Regions from separate parts of the Homo sapiens genome. Here region 2 is linked to region 1. A link is a loop called in an ENCODE intact Hi-C map of the cell type or tissue named here. Cell type or tissue: ascending aorta. All regions are shown on one strand. Links, peaks and the distances in the headings refer to the core of each region. The heading gives the core; the rest is flanking DNA. Region 1 overlaps ALDH1B1 (aldehyde dehydrogenase 1 family member B1). Region 2 overlaps FRMPD1 (FERM and PDZ domain containing 1).

Evidence for each region. A loop is a pair of places that touch in the nucleus more often than their neighbours do. Peaks named below come from ENCODE experiments on the same cell type or tissue, not always from the same donor. Only the 100,000 strongest peaks of a DNase experiment are listed, where the experiment ranks them.
Region 2: a loop joins it to region 1, with 2.8 times the contacts of the local background. A loop is called at or near these places in 25 of 110 quality-filtered maps.

What each region holds. Positions count from the first base shown.
Region 1 is chr9:38,398,304-38,403,676 of GRCh38, forward strand. ALDH1B1 (aldehyde dehydrogenase 1 family member B1) reads left to right here. Exons shown (of 2, transcript NM_000692.5): 2 at 1-358. Among named protein-coding and RNA genes, the nearest start is that of ALDH1B1, 8.3 kb to the left of the region's middle. In ascending aorta, for the core only: a CTCF peak has its summit at 2,512 (motif pointing left); a DNase peak (open chromatin) is centred at 2,508; H3K27ac peaks cover 2,148 bases.
Region 2 is chr9:37,744,853-37,750,225 of GRCh38, forward strand. It overlaps FRMPD1 (FERM and PDZ domain containing 1), which reads left to right. Exons shown (of 16, transcript NM_014907.3): 16 at 1-2,052. The coding sequence ends at 1,917. Among named protein-coding and RNA genes, the nearest start is that of TRMT10B, 6.3 kb to the right of the region's middle. RefSeq lists an enhancer at 1,038-1,539. In ascending aorta, for the core only: a CTCF peak has its summit at 2,490 (motif pointing right); DNase peaks (open chromatin) are centred at 1,735 and 2,471.

The sequences.
Region 1 (5,373 bases), core at 318-5,317:
TTCTTTTTTTCTTTTTTTTTTTTTTTTTTGACACGGAGTCTCACTCTGTCGCCCAGGCTGGAGTGCAGTGGTGTGATCTCGTCTCACTGCAACCTCCGCCTCCCAGATTCAAGCGATTCTCCTGTCTCAGCCTCCTGAGTAGCTGGGATTATAGGTACATGCCATCACACCTGGCTAATTTTTGTATTTTTAGTAGAGATGAGGTTTCACCATTTTGGCCAGGCTGATCTTGAACTCCTGACCTCAGGTGATCCACCCGCCTCAGCCTCCCAAAGTGCTGGGATTACAGGTGGGAGCCACAACACCCGGCCATGAATTAACTCCGTTAAAAAATAAACGTATACATTCTGTGAGCAAATCCATTTTGTCTCCATATTGTCCTGCTGCTGAACATTTTATAGAGTGTGGGGGATGGAAGGGACCCAGGTGGTCTAGTCAACCCCCAGTCAGGTGCAAAAGTCCCCTCCCCAATGTTTCTGTTTTTGTTTTCTCTTGGATGGGTGACAAAGTGCAACTGTAAGACCCGTAGAGAAAAACTCTGGTTCCTGCTCAGAATGGGCCCATCTTGTTGGACTCGTTTCCACAGCCCCCCACCCCTTCCAAACCATACCCACCCTTCAAGCCAAGCCTAGCATGGGGGCCACCTTGACATGCTGGGGATTTCCAGAGTTTCAAACCTCAGAGTTCATAATGTTTATTGTTAGTCTTGCTACATTCATTCCCCAACTGATGGGAGTGAAGGCAAATCCAAGCCAGCCAGGCCACAATACAGAAGCAGAATGCTGAGCCTCCCTCTCTCGGTCCATCTTTCTAGACCATGCTGCTTACAAGCCACCTTACGTTCAAGTCCCCCCATTCCTGTAAATGCACACCCCACTCATCTCTGCTTCCCAGGCTCAAGCAATCCTCCCACCTGAGCCTCCCAAGTAGCTGGGACTACAGGCACTCACCACCATGCCTGGCTAATTTTTTTTTTTTTTTTGGTATTTTTTGTAGAGATGAGGTTTCACCATGTTTCCCAGGCTTGTCTCAAACTCCTGGTCTCAAGCAACCCTCCTGCCACGGCCTCCCAAAGTGCTGGAATTACAGGCATGAGCCACCATGCCTGGCCCCAGTCAACTCTTAAACATCCTATTGTCTTACCTAGGCAACATGATGATTTTGTTTATTATCATAACTTGGGTTTGGCTGGAAACTGCTGCTTGAGGGTTCAGAGTCTGTTTGGTTCCCTCACCTCCCTTCCTAGGACCTCCTTTCTACACCATTTGTCTACAGCTAAGGTGACCCTGACACTCCCCCATAGTGCACCTTCTACGGATTTCTCTGGGAGGCTGTTGGCACCTCTGTTGCACAGCAGCGAAAGTTTCTCATAAACGCACTGGGACATGGAAATGGGCGGCTGGGTGTCTCTAATGATTAATGTGCAACATCACAATATTTTAACAACTCCATTCCTTATTTAAGTTTCAATACTCCTTAACCAAAGACGAGCTCTGTAGACAGTGTTCCAGTATGGAATGGGATTGGAAAAGACAATCTTCATGGTCCCTTGTTTTGAGCCCTGAAATTCTGAGAGTGAGGAGCCTGTAGGTCAGATTGTTAATAAACTCAGCCATCACGGCTCCTCCACCCATTTTTAAATTCTTTTAAAAATTTATTTATTTATTTATTTATTCATTCATTCATTCATTCATTGAGATAGGGTCTCATTCTGTTGTCCAGGGTGGGTGCAGTGGCACGATCATGGCGCACTGCAGCCTCCACCTCTTGGGCTCAAGCAATCCTCACACCTCAGCCTCCTGAGTAGCTGGGACTACAGGCATATGTCATGATGCCTGGCTGATTTGTGTATTTTTTGGAGAGACAGGGTTTTGCCTCATAGCCCAGGCTGGTCTTGAAGTCCTGAGTTCAAATGATCTGCCCACCTTGGCCTCCCAAAGTGCTGGGATTACAGGCGTGAGCCAGCAAGCCCAGTCCCCTCCACTCATTTTACCACTGTGCTGAATGCACAGACTTGTGAGCAGGGAGGTTTAACTGGGTGTCCTCATTCAGGCCAGACACTGCCCACCAGACTCACACTTGGGAGATGTTGCAATTCTGGGGCTTCCATCCACTTAGCAAACTCTCACCAAGATCTTACTCCATAAACACTATGCCAGGCACCTTGCCATGCTATGGAAGCCTCACAACCATCCTATAAAGCAGGTAGTGGAGTAATGGAGTTACCACCCCACTTTTTTCAGGTGAGGGAAAGGAAGTGGAGAGGTTTAATAGGGAACTCTTCTGGAATCAGTTCCCCATGAGCATGCACGAGGGACCAGAGAGCGGCGCATACTGGCAAGCACATGGAACCAACCCTCCAAGCCTGGAGAACCCACGGCAAAGCCCAGCAAGCCCTACACACCCAAGCCAGCCACTGTGCTGGATGCATCAGAGCTGCTGCTCAGTCCCACCGGTTCTCCTCAGACCCGGGGCCATTTAGGAACTTTCATTTGGGTTGGCTCCATTCTGGGTGTGAGGCTGACCTCTGGTGGCCACCTGATTCATTAATTCACACAAGTAACTCTTTGGTTTAAGAAAAAACAAAGGGGTTGGGTGGGGGGCGATGGTCCTGCTCTAGGCCTATTGTTGGGGGAAAGAGAATTGAGTAAGACAGTCCCTTCCCTGCAGGAGCTCACAGTTGGGCAGGGGAGACAATTACAGAGCCGGGTGGACAGTGCAGTGAGAAGCACAGAGGCCGTGAGATCATGAGCGGAAAGCAAGCCTCTGTATCAAGCACACACGGTGGGCCACCTCCCTTCATGCTTCTTTCTTTTTTTTAATTTCGTGATGGAGTCTCGCTCTGTCTACCAGGCTGGAGTGCAGTGGCGCAATCTTGGCTCACTGCAACCTCTGCCTCCTGGGTGCCTCCTGAGTAGCTGGGATTACAAGCAGACACCACCACGTCCGGCTAATTTTTGTAGTTTTAGTAGAGACAGGGTTTCACTTTCTAACTGCCATCAGGGCCCTCAGTATTATTCTTCTGCACTTGATAGACATCAAGCCTGGGAGGTGTTCAGCAGTGAGTGGAGACAGGCTCAAGCTCAGGTCCTCTGATTCTGCCAGACACCGCTGCCTCCCAGGGCTCCCAGCTCAGTTCAGGCACAGGCCCAGTGGGAGTGGGCATGGGGTCCTGCTAAATGACTAGCAGGGGACCAGAGGGATAAGGGAAGGATGCTCCTGGAGTCTGAGAAATATGGAGGGTTGGAGGAAGGGCAAGTTTTTCCATGAGGAGGAAAGAGGCAGGGAGGAAAAGCATGGGGGCAGGGGGCAGGCAGGGGCTGGACTGTGAAGGGGCTCGTGCATCCTTTCAGAAAGCTCACACTTGGTCTAGCAATGGGAGGGTGCTTTTTGGTTTTGCTTTTGTTTTTTAAACAGGGTCTCCCTCTGCCACACAGGCTGGAGCACAGTTGCTTGATCATAGCTCACTACAGCTTCAAACTCCTGGGCTCAAGCGATCCTCCCACCTGAGCCTCCCAAGTAACTGGGACTACAGGTGTGTGCCATCATGCTGGGTTAACTTTTTTAACATTTTGTAGAGATGGGGGACATCTCGCTGTGTAGCCCAGGCTGGTCTTGAACTCCTGGCCTCAAGCAATCCTCCTGCCTCAGCCACCCAAAGTGCTGAGATTACAGGTGTGAGCCACCATGTCTGGCTGCCCCCGAGGGCTTTTAAAGGAAAGTGATAGGATCACATTCGGTTTCTGAAGCTGGCTCTGCTTCAATGTGGAGGATAGATTGAGGGAGTTGACCTGGAGTCAGCACCTCTCAGGACATTGTTGCTTGCGCCCAAAGTGATGCTGGCACACCAGGGTGTGGGGTGGGGGCAGAGTCTGGACAGCCAGAAGGCAGGCTTCAGGGCATGATGACAGATGGACAACTTGGCACAAGAGAGGAGAGAAAGTTGGGTAACCTCATGTTTCTGGCTGCAGTAACCACGTGGGGGGTAGTGCCAGCCACTGCAACCACCCTGGAGGTTGCACGTTTAGGGACACGGTGGGACTCTTACTTATGTATTCCTTTGTTTAACACATTTTATGGAATGTTGTCTATGTGCTAGGAACTATTCTAGGGGCAGAGGATACAGCAGGAAACTAAAAAAAAAATAAAATCCTGAACATCCTTTCTGATAGAAGAGGCAGACCATATGCAAAACAGGTGAAATCGTTAGTCTGTCAGGAGGTGAAGGGTATTATAGAGAACAACAGTGCTGGGAAGGGAATAGGGAAGTGGGTGGGATGGAGTAGACATTGTAATTTTCAGTAAGGTGCTCAGAGGTCGTCTCACCAAGAGACTGGAGCATGCCTGGAGGCTCCAGGAACACAGGAGAAGGCCAGGTGGCTGGCATGGAGCAAGCCAGGTGGGGAAATAGGACAGAGAAGTCACAGCCTGAGGGGGGCAGAGGGCTGGTGTTTGGAGGTCACCGTGTGGATGGACTGACGGGGGCCTTTACTCTGAGGAAGGAGCCACCAGAGGCTTTTGGGCACAGCGGCAACATGATATGACTTGTTTTAAAAGGATCACTGGGGCCGCTATGTTGAGAACAGTTTGTAAGGGGAGCAAAATCATTTGACCTTAAGAATGCCAACAAGGAGTGAACAGAGAATGAGGAGGAGCAGGAGGAAGACCCAGGAGAGATGAGGCAAGAAGCCAAGGAAGGCGGGGTACTTTCCGGGGGAGGGAGCCCCCAGCAAAGCCTGAGGCTCCCAAGAGGTCAAGTAGGAGGAGCACTGAGCAATGTCCCTGGCTGCAGCCACCAGGACTCCCTGTAGACCTTGGTAAGAGCAGGTGGTGGAGTTGGGCACAGAAGCCAGAAAACCTGGGTTGAGAGTGTCACTTAATCCTCCCAAGCGCCAATGATCTGTACATTAGTCCTGGAGTTAGGAAGACCCTCAAGGGAAAGCAAGAAGTCCTGGTATGAGGCCCTTTGAGAGCCTCTGGTGCATCCCACCTCACTTAGCCAGAAATGTGGACAGAGCAACTTGGACAAGTTGCTCCCAGCCAAGCGTTCTTCCCATGTGTACTGGCATAATGTTAGCCGCCACAACAAATAACCCCCCAAATTTGAGGGTTCAATACGACGACTATTTAGTTTTGCTTATGTAACAGTCTAATGCAGGTACCTGGCAAATTGGTATTTTCCTTCCACATGGAGATTCAGGGACACCGGTTCCTTTCGTCTTGTGGTTCCACCATGTACAACGGTTCTTAACCTTTTTTTTTTTTTTTTTTTTGAGACGGAGCCTTTGCTCTGTTGCCCAGGCTGGAGTACAGTGGCGCGATCTCGGTTCACTGCAACCTCTGCTTCCTGGGTTCAAGCAATTCCCCCTGCCT
Region 2 (5,373 bases), core at 220-5,219, 650 kb before region 1:
ATTTCTGCCATTCGCTTCCGGATTGACCCCAACAATAAAGAGAATTCTGGTGTTGTCCCTGCTGCCAGCTCCTCAGCAAGCACTCCTCACTGTTCTAACCCAGGTTCATCTGGCCCAGATACTGCTCAGGCAAGGCCTTCCCAAATCTTACCTCTATCTCAAGACCTGGATGGGATTGCCCCCAAAGAACCAACCATAGAGCATGGAGACAGCTCCTTCTCCCTCTCCAGTGGTGACCCTAACCCAGACAGAGCCTGCCTGGCCAGCAACCCAGGACTAAATAATGTCTCTCAAGGAGACACACTAGAGCTCCAGTTGGAGCCCCATGTCCAGTTGGAAATGGGATTGGAATCTTTTTGTACAAATCATATACAAGAAACTGCCCCCAAATACACAGAGCCTTTGTTGTCTCCTAGAGATGAGCCTAGAAGTGATGAATGTGGAATAAATCCAGGAGAGAAGATAGCTTCTATCCCTACAAAGGAAGAGCCACAAGGACAACTATCTCTGGAAAGAGACAGAGAAGTTACAAACAAAAATGGCACCAACGTATTTCAGGAGGAGTCTAGGAAGGATTCAGGTGACTCCCCGGGTGATGTGTCAAATAATGTTTCACAGACTCTTGATATTAGCTCTCCAGCTGGTAAAATAGTAACCTCCCTTTCTTTAGATGCTCCTGTAACAGGGACCGAGCAGATCCCACCACATCCCCCTAGAGACCCTCAAGGACAGAGCAGAGAACCCCCAGGGCAAGGCTGCCAGGCTCAAGAACAAAAACTATTCGTAGAGTTGGATTTAGACCCTGATTTCTTTCTTGGGAAGCAGACAGTTTCACCAGCCGTCCCTCCAGAGGGGATCAAGGCAGAGGCACCTAACCATGTGACAGGGCAAGATATAGCCCCTAGGGACAGCCCTGAGTGGGTCTGTTTTAATCCTGAGCCTTCCCTGCCAGAACCACTACCATGTCCACAAGAGGATCCTCACTTAGAAACTTCAAACCATTGCTTACTCTCAGAAGGCAAAAGTGACAGCTCTAGCATCTGCCTTTCTGCTGAGAAGTCTTTTCTGTGCTTTGCCCCAGAAAGCCATCCTGAAGTCTCTGCCAGTCTCAGGGTGGCCACATCTTTGGGTTTTGCAGGCATGAATGAGATGGTGGCTCCCAGGATAGGGATGGACCAGTGCAGCTGTCAGTTCTCCTATGCCACATGCTTCCGTGGCCCGCAGCCTGAGACAGAGGAAGAAGACAGGGACTTGGAAGCACACCCCATGGCCCCCCTCACCTCACCGCCCTCTGCGGGAAGCCCGGTGGTTCTGCCCTGGAGGCCTGCCCGAGCCCACAGCTGCACCACCGCACCCCTGTCGAGGAAAAGCCACATCTGGCCAGAGTACTGCTCCAGGGCACTGAGACAGCTGAAAGCCACCCCTGCCAGCACCCCTGAGGGCTTCATCCAACTCATGGAGAGCTTGCTGGAGCTACAAGACATTTTAGAAACTTCCTGGGGGGTTGGAAACAAACATCCCCCAGAGAAGTGCACCTGGCACTTTACCGAAAGCCGGAGCCGCCTCTGCATGGGCTCCCAGAAGCTCCTGTCGAGCTGTCGGCATGTGATCAGAATGGACCAGTCCCCCGAAGAGATGCAGGGGGCCGTGCGTGACACCTTCCAGCACCTGGTCCAGCTGGCCGGCCTGTGCTTTCAGTTCACAGACTGTAGCCGCTGCTCCGCCCGGCACAGGGAGGCAGCGGGGAACCTGAGGGATGTGGTGTACACCTACCATCAGTTTATAGAGGCTGCTAAATCGACCTGCGAGAGAGGCTACCACGACCTGAGTGTGAAACTCCTGGCCCGTCAGTGCACGGCCCTCACGGCCGCCGTGTTCTGTTTGACCCAGAAGTTCCGGGCATCCACGGCCCTGTAAACAGGTCAACGGCCCAAGGGCCTCCTGCCCTGTCCTGCCTTGGACACTTCCCTGAGAAGCCCCTTCCACTCTCCCACCCACCCTCTTCAAATGTTTACTATATAGAGTATTCAAATAAACTGCTGCTTAATCTTGGCCTGAGTCATAGAGTTTGGGTTAAAAGCATTCACTTATATTCGTTCAACAGACATTCACTGGATACTTCCTTTGTGCCAGGCCTTGGGATTTACAGATGAGTAAGACAAGTCTCTCCCCCTGGTCAGGATGCTTACAGACTCTCTAGGCACAGATTAGTTAGATCACTATCAGCAAAGTGTTTATCATAAAAGGAGCGTACCCAAGGAGTGTAGAAGCAAAAGGAATACTCAAGAAGGCAGGGGTGAGGGAGAAAGGTGGGGGTCACTGAAAAACAGTCTTGACTTCTCATATCACACTTATTTGGCAATAACCTTTGCAAATAGGAGTGAATACCGGTAATATTTGATAGACTTCGACCTTCACAAGTTATGGTTTGCAGCGCCTGCACCAGGAGGCCTGGGATTCTTGGCTGCCCCACTGCAGCAAGCATAGGTTGCCACTAGGTGGCAGGAAGTTCTTTCATTGCAAGGCCACACATGTGCTTTATCTGAAATTGATTGCATCCCTGAATCTTGCACCTTATTCCTGTTTTAAATATATAAAAAGCCGAACATTAAAGCCTTGAATTAGATTTGCCTTTTTAAGAAAATTAAAGCAAAAGAAATATATTGGATACCTTTCTTACCCCAGTTGAGCCAGTTAATCCCAGTTCATCCTGGTGGACCTTAGACAAGCCACCTAACCTCTCAGTGCTTTGGTTTTCTTTTCTGCAAATTGGCATACTAATAGTGCCCATTTTATGGGATAGAAATCCAGCAAGTACTCAATCTAGTAGATGATAAATGCTAGCAATAACCCTCAGCTCTTATGGACGTCTCTTCTAGTCTGAAACCATCCACTGTATTTTGTTTTTAGACCCCAGGGAAACTGATTTTAAGCCTCCCTTGGGGTGCCTCTTTGCCTGGCTTCTCTGTCCAGGCCAAAGGTGGTTTAGTCACTCACCTTAGGCTATTAGAGTTCGTTAAAGGAGTCCCTTGTCCCTCTGGTGCTCCTGACCAGTGTGAGCTCAGTGCTGCCGCTGTGGCTCTTCTCTAGGGCTCCTTCCCTCCACCCAGCAAAAGCAGGAACAGAAAGGAGAGTATGAAGTCACACACCTCAGCTCTCTCCAAACAGAAGGAAAACAATACCTGAGAGAAGACGTGAAAAGGCATCCTTCCCATCTCCTGTTACCGATAACTTGTTGTTAATAACTAGAAACCAGTTACCAGTACTTGTGCCAGGAAAAGACGTATTTTCTTAGAGGCCTGTTTCTTTTCATAGGATACTTTGAATAAAACTTAAATGAGGCTCTTGAACACAGATTGGAAGCAATTTCATGGCAATGAAAAATAGGAACTACAGGGCACCAAAATAATAAAAATTGCCTAATGTTAAACAAGACCTGAAACTTTTGTCAGCAGAAAGCTGTGAAGAGGTAAAAACACAACCTATGTGTTCACAAGTTTAGGGGAGGAGCTCGGGACTTCACTCAACAAGAATTTTTTTTTTTTTTTTTTAGATGGAGTTTCACTCTTGTTGCCCAGGCTGGAGTGCAATGGTACGATCTTGGCTCACTGCGACCTCTACCTCCCAGGTTCAAGCGATTCTCCTGCCTCAGCCTCCTGAGTAGCTGGGATCACAGGCGTCTGCTGCCATGCCCAGCTAATTTTTGTATTTTTTTAGTAGAGATGGGGTTCCACCATGTTGCCCAGGCTGGTCTCGAACCCCTGACCCCAGGTGATCTGCCCACCTTGGCCTCTCAAAGTGCTAGGATTACAGGGGTGAGCCACTGCACCTGGCCTCAATCAGGATTTGAATCCTGGCTTTGGCCTGTGTTATCAGGCATTTCTCTGGGCCTCAGTTTCCCCATCTGGCAAAAGGAAATAATACTCCTTTTCATTTAATGAGGGCCTAATATGTGGCAGATGTCTTATTTAGATACCTTGAATGCATTTTTCTAATACAGCCAACACCCTAGAGATTGTTGAATAATATATATTCAGCATTATTGTGAAGAATAAATAATCATGGAAGGCACAAAGAAGACTGAAGCTTCCAGCTCAGAACTCAATACATGTTTATTTCCTTTTTCTTTGGTTCTCCTCCCCTCAAATTCATTAACTGTCTTGAGTTGCTACTGTATGGAGCTGCTATTTTTCTCTACAGTTCCCATGAGGAGAACTAAGTCCCAGAAGTGCTGGGAAACCCTTCACTGTTTGTTGAAAAGCTAAAGAAGCAGGGGAAATTGCACTGTTTAGCACTTTCTTTGAGTCATGCAGCCTCCAACATGAGATAGGCAGAATGGGGACTTGCTACCCTGAAATGCAAGGGTCAATTGTTTAGTGACTAAGAAACGATGGGACATTTACACCTTTCCTTCCTTTTCCCACCCACCATCACATTGGCTGATTCATTTCTTTCAACAAACATTCATGGGTTGCCCATGCCAGGTGATGCCTGATGCAGCATCATCTGCTTGATGCAGAATGTAAATAATTGGGGAAGAATCTTATTATATTTTGAAAAGCTCCTGAGAGAGATTAGGTGACACGTGAAGATAGAGGCTTACAACATAAGGCGCGGTTCACTCGGCCTCCAAAGAGAACAGATAAGGTGCTGTGAGGAGTCTAAGGAGAGAGAAGTCATTTTGGAGTGAGGGGCAGAGTAGTAATCAGGGAAAGCTTCCTGCAGAAATCAGCATTAATTAAAACTAGCCTGTCAAGAAGTATTTATTGAGTATCTACTGTGTGTCAGGTCCTGGATCTGATAGATAGAATTTGGATATGTCAAGAATGTAGAAAAAAATCATTCATTTATTGTCAACAAATATATACTATGCAGTGGCATTGGGAATACAACCACGAACACGGCAGACATAGTCTCCTCAAGGAACTTATAATTGTAGGAAAGACACAGAAAAAAAAATCCATTACTGACTGAGAGGTGATACAAAGAAACCAAGAAAAGATGCCAAGACAGGGATAGAATGAACCAATCTTGCCAAAGTGATCGTCAGGAAAGGCCTTTCTGAAGAGGGAATGCTGAAGCTGGGGCCTAAAGTATAAGAAGCCAGGAATGGAAAAGTGAGAGAAAAGGGAATAGTATTTGCAAAGGCTCACAGTGTGTTTGAAGCATTTCAGGATCAGCGCAACTGGAACATAGCAAGCTGGAGGAAGAGTGATAGGAGATGAAGCTGGGAGGGGCATGCAGGAGCTGGGTTGTATAATACAAGACCTCGGGCAGGGGGTTAGATTTTACATCAGGAGAGACACATAATCATATGGCAAACAGATGGAGTGGGGATTGGGGAAAGCAATGAGACCAGCTAGAAGGTCTTTT